Linked DNA regions of Homo sapiens: all the other regions are linked to region 3. A link is a contact called in ENCODE Hi-C or POLR2A ChIA-PET data. All regions are on one chromosome and are shown on one strand. The core of a region is the stretch at or near the end of the contact, and the rest is flanking DNA. Distances in the headings are between cores, read along the strand shown.

What was found. A loop is a pair of places that touch in the nucleus more often than their neighbours do. ChIA-PET counts read pairs that join two places held with the same protein, here RNA polymerase II (POLR2A). Pooled maps may share reads with other maps.
Region 1: a loop to region 3 is called in a map of PC-9, with 11 times the contacts of the local background. The contact joins the promoter of DAB2IP here to the enhancer-like site in region 3. A Hi-C loop is called at or near these places in 6 of 168 maps with a recorded cell type or tissue (PC-9, aorta, ascending aorta and 3 more) and 5 of 50 pooled maps. POLR2A ChIA-PET finds 5 or more read pairs at or near these places in 2 of 52 experiments (H1 and activated T-cell).
Region 2: a loop to region 3 is called in a map of heart right ventricle, with 5 times the contacts of the local background. The contact joins two enhancer-like sites. A Hi-C loop is called at or near these places in 53 of 168 maps with a recorded cell type or tissue (CD14-positive monocyte, Caco-2, HCT116 and 30 more), 1 of 37 single-sample maps with no recorded cell type and 33 of 50 pooled maps. POLR2A ChIA-PET finds 5 or more read pairs at or near these places in 10 of 52 experiments (AG04449, AG04450, Caco-2 and 5 more).

What each region holds. Positions count from the first base shown.
Region 1 is chr9:121,650,205-121,652,904 of GRCh38, forward strand. DAB2IP (DAB2 interacting protein) reads left to right here and starts at 1,430. Exons shown (of 16, transcript NM_001395010.1): 1 at 1,430-1,695. The coding sequence starts at 1,572. RefSeq lists an enhancer at 1-7.
Region 2 is chr9:121,549,205-121,551,904 of GRCh38, forward strand. All of the region lies in intron 1 of LOC107987016 (a long non-coding RNA gene), which reads right to left. Among named protein-coding and RNA genes, the nearest start is that of GGTA1, 51 kb to the left of the region's middle. Within about 2 kb of position 1,432, at least 2 of the 41 ENCODE cell types and tissues checked have a DNase peak (open chromatin) inside an H3K27ac peak, as active enhancers do; they include gastrocnemius medialis and heart right ventricle, where a contact is called at or near this core.
Region 3 is chr9:121,597,215-121,599,914 of GRCh38, forward strand. It overlaps a transcript of DAB2IP not described here. Among named protein-coding and RNA genes, the nearest start is that of DAB2IP, 53 kb to the right of the region's middle. RefSeq lists enhancers at 352-1,319, 1,320-2,285. Within about 2 kb of position 1,445, at least 27 of the 41 ENCODE cell types and tissues checked have a DNase peak (open chromatin) inside an H3K27ac peak, as active enhancers do; they include PC-9, ascending aorta, gastrocnemius medialis and 1 more, where a contact is called at or near this core.

The sequences.
Region 1 (2,700 bases), core at 180-2,679, 53 kb after region 3:
TATTCAGGGAAGAGGGGACCAGGGCAGCTGATAGCTCTGGACTCCTCAGACTGAGTTTGCTGGAGTAACACCCCTCCTGCCCCTCCCCCCTGGTCAGGGAAGGCGCCTGGCTTCCAGCTGTGAGACAGGCTCCGCAGGACTAGGGACCCTCCCCGCTGGCTGAGAGCGCTAGGGAGGGGGCTTCCCCTGTGAGGTGCAAAACCCGGCCTGGATTTCTGCCCAGACGGCCCCGCCCACTCCAGGGCCCCACCTTCCCCACTGTTCTGGAGGAAGATCCCCTAGCCGGCCTCAGGCACTTGCGGTGACTCACACCCCCCACCCCTAAGTCTGAATGTTGAGAGCCCCAGGCTAAGACCACTTGCCTCTGCCACTTTCCATGTGACTGAGGCAAGACCTCCTTGCCAAGGCCTCAGTTTCCCCCTCTGTACTTCAAAGGAGGCAGCTCAGGCAGGTGTCTTAATAATTTAAACGACGAATATTGCTAAAGAGATAAGGGGCGGGGAGAGAGAGAGATCACTGTGGGCCATGGTTAGGGAAGGGTGGAGGAGCTGGGTCCTGAAAGGGTGGACTTTGGTCGGGTGGAGAAAATAGCCAAGAAGGCAGTCCCTGCTGGCAGCACAGCAAAGAGAAGTGAGAATTAGGGGGAGCAGAGGTGAGGCTGGAGGGGACTTTGGTTGGGGCAAGATTATTTGGGGTCCAAATAACAAGGATGTTTAGACGTATTGCCATTGTGCTCTGGGGAGCCACGGAAAGCTCTTGAGCTGAGGAGTGACTTGGAGAAAGTTTTTCAGCCAATGCAATAGAGGGAGTTGGTACCTTTCCTTCTGCCACCCTGAGTTTCTGGTGCCTACGGTAGGGTAGGGATTGTTCTGCCCTGCCTTCAGTGCTTTGAGTGCTTGAAACAGACACCGTAATTTTAATTACATAAAAATGATACGTGTATCAGACGGGACAACCTTTAAAACGTAAAGAAGAGGCAAGTATCCTGCATCACAGGGGAGTCTTTCAACCTGGCTGGGCCAGGGCCTGCGGAGCAGTGAGGGTCGTTTCTCAGCCCAGCGAGCCTGGGGCAGGAACGGACCCTAATTGAAGGTGACCGTCCCCAAGCATGCGTCCTACCCCGGGCTCCGGAGAGCGCACAAGCAGGTGTGCACCGTCTACCCGCGCTGGCGGGATTGGGTGCCTGGTGCGCCCTCAGGTCGACGGTCGAACCCTCGGGGGCGGGGGTGGGAGCCAGAACCCTCGGGACGACCCGTCTGGGGTCCCGGGGAAACTCCGGGCCGCCTCGCCCCGCCGATTCCAGGCCGGGATTTCTCCCGCACTGACTTTCCGGGCCGGTGCCAGCCCGGCCTCCGGGTCCCCAGCCCCCGCCGCGGGGCCGGCTGCTCGGGGAGCGGGAGGGGGCAGGAGGCGGAGGAGGAGTTTGAGCGACTTTGTGGGGCAGCCAGGGCCTCGGCGGCCGCTCGGGCGAGCGCGGGAGAACGCGTGGGCGCCCGCCGGGCTGTCCGGAGCGGCCGATGGGGCCCGTGTGAGCGCGCCCAGGCCCGGCCCGGTGCCCGGCGGGCGGCAGCATGTCCGCGGGCGGCAGCGCCAGGAAGAGCACCGGGAGGTCCTCCTACTACTACCGGCTGCTGAGGCGGCCCCGGCTGCAGCGACAGAGGAGCCGCTCCCGCAGCCGGACCCGGCCTGCCAGGGGTAGGCGCCACCCCGACCCCTGACCCCTAGACCCTCCTAAGGCCACTAAGCCACCTGATGCCCTGGGATGCTAGGGACCGGGATCCTCCTTCCAGCCATTTGCCGGGGGTTTCCTCATCCGCCCCTTCCTGAGTCTGCCGGACCCCCCATTCCCCCAGCTTCTGCTTAGTCCTCCTCTCGCCGGGGGAAGCCGAGGCTCTAGGGTCTCCTCTTAAGCCAGGGACAGGGAGAGGGGAGCCTGGAATCTTTCTCCGCATCTCAGATCAGACCTCCTACCCCACTGTGCCTCAGTTTACTCAGCAGCCGGGCAATAAAGTAACCCAGGGTGGATCTGAGCTTTCCCACACCTTGCCTTCCCAGCCCAGGCCGCGGACTTCTTTCTTCCCTTTCCAGGAACTTAACGGGCTCCCCACCTCTTGGGTGCTAGGACAAGTGGGTGGACCTCAGGGAAGGAACCGTGACCCCTCGAGCGGGTGGGCGCCAGCTCCTTTGCAAAGTTTCTCTCCATCAAGCTCAGGAGGCAGGACGAGACGGAGGGGGAGGTGCGAGCAGCATTTTCTTTTTCCAGTAACAGGATCCTCGGCTGGAAATGCGTGTGATCCCGGGGGCTGCGTTTGGGCGGGTGGTGGCCGGGACTTCCTTCCCTGGCTGAGTAGGAGGGAGGGAAGCCCCTGGGAGGAGGAGGCCTTCAAAGGGGCTCTGGGGAGGCTGGAGTCCTAGGCAGAGGTTCAGGCCCACCGAGGGTGCCCGTGGGGTGGAAGGGAGGAGAAAGACGGCGCCTTAGCAGGGACCTGGGCCGAGTTGACACCATCAGGTTATCTTGAAAGTGGGAAGCCGGGCCCTGTGCCAACAAATGCCATGCAGGGAATCTGGTAGACCAAGAGGGGCCACATTCCCACCCTGCAGGCTGCCGTTGTGTGACCTGGGCTGAGCTGCCTCTGAACTTCAGTTTTCTTGTCGGTGTGAGGGTAAATGAAGCAGGCAGGTAGTGTTCGGTTGCTTCCA
Region 2 (2,700 bases), core at 182-2,681, 48 kb before region 3:
AAAAACTAGCTAGGCGTGATGATGGGTGCCTGTAATCCCAGCTACTCAGGAGGCTGAGGCACGAGAATCGCTTGAACCTGGGAGACGGAGGTTGCAGTGAGCGAGATCGCACCACTGCACTGTAGCCTGGGTGATAGAGCAAGACTTTGTCCAAAAAAAAAAAAAAAAAACCCACCAAAACAAACAAAAAAACCCATATAATCCATAATAAGGTGAGAAAGGAGGGAAAAATATATTTTTAAAAGAAACTTCAGGGTAATTAAAATGTTCTTAAATTGGACGGTGGGCACACAGTGTCCCACTTCAACCTGATTCATATACTGCACGTATATTAAATAAATTTTTTTTTTCCAGATGGAGTCTTGCTGTGTTGCCAGGCTGGAATGCAGTGGGGCGATCTCAGCTCACTCACTGCAACCTCCGACTCCCTGATTCAAGCAATTCTCCTGCCTCAGCCTCCCGAGTAGCTGGGATGATGGGCACATGACACCATGCCCAGCTAATTTTTGTATTTTTAGTAGAGATGGGGTTTCACCATGTTGGCCAGGATGGTCTCGATCTCCTGACCTCATGATCCGCCCACCTCGGCCTCCCAAAGTGCTGGGATTACAGGTGTGAGCCACCAAGCCCAATCTAAATAAATATTCTTTTCTCCGAACTCCACAGTTGATAAAAATGTTTAAAAAGCAAAGCAAGTGGCAGAACATTAGGCATATGCAATATGACCTCATTTGTGTGTGTGTGAATATATATATATATATATATATACATATACATATATTCTTTCTGTTGAAGAAAATCTGGGCTGGGCATGGTGGCTCATGCTTGTAATCCCAGCACTTTGGGAGGCTGAGGCAGGAGGACTGCTTGACCTCAGGAGTTTGAGACCAGCCTGGGCAACAGAGTGGGACCCTGTCTCTACAAAAATAATAATGAAAAAACTACCTACATATGGTGGTGCGTGCCTGTAGTACCAGTTACTTGAGAGACTGAGGTGGGCGGATCGGTTGACCCAGGCAAGTGGAGGCTGCAGTGAGCCATGACCGCTCCGCTGCACTCCAGCCTGGGCGACAGAGCTAGACCCTGACTTAAAAAAAAAAGAAGCCAGAAAAATAATCTGAAGCCTGTTTGCCAAAATGCAATCAGAGGTTGTGGTGGGATGGAATTCTGCAGGGAAGCTGCCCATGCCTGCCTTTTTCTATAGTCCATGGAGTTTGCATGTTGTTTTCAGGAAGTATATTATTACTTAATAATTACAAGTCACAAACAGGCCGCAAATATGTTTCCGTTTTGAAAAAATTAATTTGAAACTATGTGATGAGAATAGGATCGATGGCTGCCGTGGGGTCCCCAACGCCTGCCGATCCCGCGGTGTCCTCCGCTCTCCCCAGCACCAGCACCTCCAGCTGAGCGCCCCGACCACCTGCCGTCGTGACCACCTCGCCCACACGGTGGCGCTGCGGGGACAGCCCAGCCTCTCCAGGCTCCGAGGGCAGGGGACTGTTGTGGCAGGGAGGGGGCGGCGTGTCTTCGGGACCTGATTGATTTCTTTGGCCTCCCGCCGACAGCCTTACCAGGTGGCATCCGGAGCGCACGCTGGCAGCCAGTCAGTCGCCTCCGTGGGTAGCTCCGGAGCATTCACGCGGTGGTGCCGCCCAGCCCACCTCCCCCCACCGGAGTCAAATGGGCTCGTGTCTCCTGGCGACAAGACTGGATTCCCAGAGCAGGCCTGGAGGGCTCTCACGGCACTTGTTAGGACAGGCTTGGGGCCTGCCTCCAGAGGACCTTAGGTTCGGGTCCTTGGGGGAGTGCAAGCCGTGTTGACCCACCTCACGCGTCAAGGGAACTACAGAGGAGGGAGAGGGGGGTCTTGCCTGGGCCCCTCTGGGCTGAGGTTGAGTGTTTCTGATCTGTCTCTGAATTCTCCCACATGCAAATCTGAGCAAGCCACTCCCTGCTTAAGACACGCAATGGCTCCCTATCGCCCTCAGGAGAAGGTCCAAGTCCCTAAGCCTGACTCCTGAGGTTCCTTACCACCGCCAACACCCAATGCTCCATCTCACTTAATCCCTTCATTCCCTTAAACCTGTCAGGCACTTTCTTACCTCTGAGGTTCCCACATGCCATTCCCATTCACTCAAACACCTTTTCACTCCTTTTTCTTCTTGGCTAACTCTGACTCATCCTTCAGACCTATAGTTTAAATGTTGCCTCCTCCCGGAAGCACCCCCCTGCCGCCCAGCCCCCAAAGGTCCCCCAGGCTTCCCTTTCTCAACATCACATGGAGTCTCGCTGTGTCACCTAAGCTGGAGTGCAGTGGTACGATCTCTGCTCACTGCAACCTCTGCCTCCCAGGTTCAAGCGATTCTCCTGCCTCAGCCTCCCAAGTAGCTGGGATTACAGGTGCACACCGGTTAATTTTTGTATTTTTAGTAGAGACGAGGTTTTGCCATGTTGGCCAGGCTGGTCTCGAACTCCTGACCTCAACTGATCCTCCTGCCTTGGCCTCCCAAAGTGTTGGGATTACAGGCGTGAGCCACCACGCCCAGGCTTCACACTTGATTCTAATGATGGGTTTATTGCCTGCCTCTTTCATTGGACGGTGGCCTCAGGAGGGCAGGGGTCTGTCTTCCTGGGTCATTACTGCTCTCTCAGGGCCAGGACCATGCAGCACTCAGCAGGTGCTCCATACATTGCTGT
Region 3 (2,700 bases), core at 195-2,694:
TAAGACATCCTTGACTATTATGAGTTTTTTTTGTGTGTGTAAGTTTTCAGTACACCTGGAACTGATCTTTTATGCATGGTGTGAGGTAGGGATTCAGCTCATCTTTTACTAATATGGACATTCTATTGCTCTAGCACCATTTATAGAAAAGTCCACCCTTCTCCCACTGACCTGCAGGGCCATCTCTGCTACATATCAAGTTTCCATACCTGTATGGGTCAATTTTTGCAGCCTCTATTCTAGTCCACTGGCCAATTTATCTACCCTTGGGCTAATACCAGATGCTGTGATTGTACATTTTGGGGTCCTTAGCACCTCCTCTCTCGAATTAGAGGAGTGCTAGTGACTTCCTGAGAGTAGAAACTTGTGTTCACCTTTGCAGCTCTCTCATCACGTTTTACATGAACATCTACATAATGCTTTTGTTTACAAAAGGATTTCTTGCATACTATCTCTTGGAGTTCTAAAACTCCCTTTTTGCAGAAGATAAAACTGAGGCAGAAGGTAAAACTGAGAAGATAAAACAGAGGTAAGATGATTTGCCAAGGTCGCACAGCCAGAAAGTGTTGGATTAGGGGTTCTATAAGATTTCAAAGCCACCCTGTGCATCCATCGCATATGCTCCGAAGACTTCCACTGACCCTGGTATCGGATTTCACTCCTTCCTGCCTTCATTCAACAAGTAGCTCCTGAGTGATGACCGTGCCAGCTTCTGGTGGGTGCTGGGGCTGAGACCCCATTTCTGGGAGGCTCTTCCCAGTGCTGGAGACCGGTGGGAAGGGTGAGACAGTAGATGGACATTTTATGGGACATCGTCTGCGGCTTGGCATCAGCATCAAGTCGCGCCAGGTTTCAGAGCCAATTTAAAGAGCCCCATTTTTGGCGTGCAGTTGGGCCCAGGCGCTGTCTTCAGAGAGGACGCTGGCTTCCCCCTGGAATTACAGGCGTCCTCCCGCCCTCCCGCCTCGAGAGGCAGGAATGCGAAGGATCAGCTTTCAGCAGAGCTCCGGCTGCCGTTCGGGGAGTTCACCGTGCAGGCCCGTCCCCAGCGGCCGAATTAACTGGTTCTGTCTGTACGACTGGGAGAGCAGCTCTCGCTAAAAATAGCGCCCTGCCCAGCTCGACCTGCGAGCCGCCGTTGGATTCTGAGCCGGGACGGCTCAAGGAGCCGGGAGCCCTGCACACCCCTCACCCCGGGCCTGGCCCGGGACCGACCACGGAGGCGGAGGCCGCGGGCACCGCGCTGGCCCCACAGGTGCCGCGGAGGGTGGCAGGCCCGCTGGCCGAGGCACTGCCGAGGCCGTCCGAGATGGGAGCTGGCGGTGCCTCCTTCCGCGCCCTCGCCTGGGCCTCCCTGCCCCTGCTGGGGCCTCCAGCCTGCGCGCTCTGCGAGGACACGCTCTGCTGCGGAGGTAAGGCCGTGCGCCTCCAGGCGCGCCCTCGCCCTACGCGGGCACTTGCCCGGGGCCTGTTTCTCCTCCTTGGCCCCAGATCCGCGACTGGCGGCAAGGTGAGGACGAACACAGGCATCCGCGTAGGGCTGGGAAAAGGAGGCAGGAGCTCTCAGCAAACCCACCTTTAGCTGGAAAACGTCGCTGTCCCGCCACCACGGTCCGAAAAGCGTTCGCCCCGCTCTGGCCTCAGTGTGCCTATCTGGGAAATGGGTCAATAAGATAGTCACGCTTTAATATTCAGTCACGCTTGCTGAAGCGGGTCGCAGACGTTCGCGGGACGTTCCCTCCAGCCAGCTGGAGTCCTCGGGAGTTTCTGTTGGTGGGAGTGCTGGGGTGCCTTCCCTGTGACACCCCGCACTGTCCCCTTCCCAAGCTCTAGTTCCCCCCATTAGTCCCCGGCTCCTGAGGTTGGAGATCCACGCAGGGCGCACATAAAAGTTTAAGGGGTCAGCGGATGCGGGAAGATTCTAGCGGGAAGGGGAGCTGTAGGGTGGAAGAGGGATAAGTAAAGCAAAGTCGCGGCCCACTCCTCGGTCCCGTACCCTCATAGCGCCGAAACGGAAGCAGAGGTTATCTCTGGACTCCTGGAGGCCTGGGGACTCCGGGAGGGGAGGGGGCGTGTGGTCCCGCCGGCATCTCGGGCCGGCACCAGGCTGGGGAGCGTGTGCTCGGAGCGGAGGGCCTCGGCTCTGCCCAGTCCGGCCTGGGCGGGGCGGTGGTGGGGAGGTCGATTGACCAAACAGGTGCGCCCCCGCCCCTCTGCTCCCCGCCCGCGCTGGGTCCCGGGCCTGGCGGGCGGAGCTGTGGGCGGCTGGGCCTGCGATTGGCAGGGCTGGGCAGGCCGGGTGGCCGCGGGAGCCCGGGAGCCGTAGAGCGGCGGCGCCGGGGGAGGCGCGGAGCCGGCCGTAGCGCGCTCCTGCCTGGCCAGCCGCCTACTCCGCCCGCCCCGCTCCACTCGGCCCAGCTGGCGCGAAGGAAACTTTCCTGCAGCCGCCCGGCGACACCGCGACTCCGCCGCTTCGCAACCCTGGCCCTGGGCCGCTCAGGCTCCGGAGCCTTTGGGATGGCAGCGCCCAGCGGCCCGGCCCGCGCGTAGAGGTAAAAGCTGGGGGCCGCGGCTCAGGTGGAGGGGGGCTCGGTGGTTTGCCGGGATCCGAGCGGCATCCCGGGTTCGAGAGGATCCGGGGGCTCCGATGCGAGGTGTTGGGGTAGGGGACTGAGGAATGGGCGGCGACTTTGCTTTATT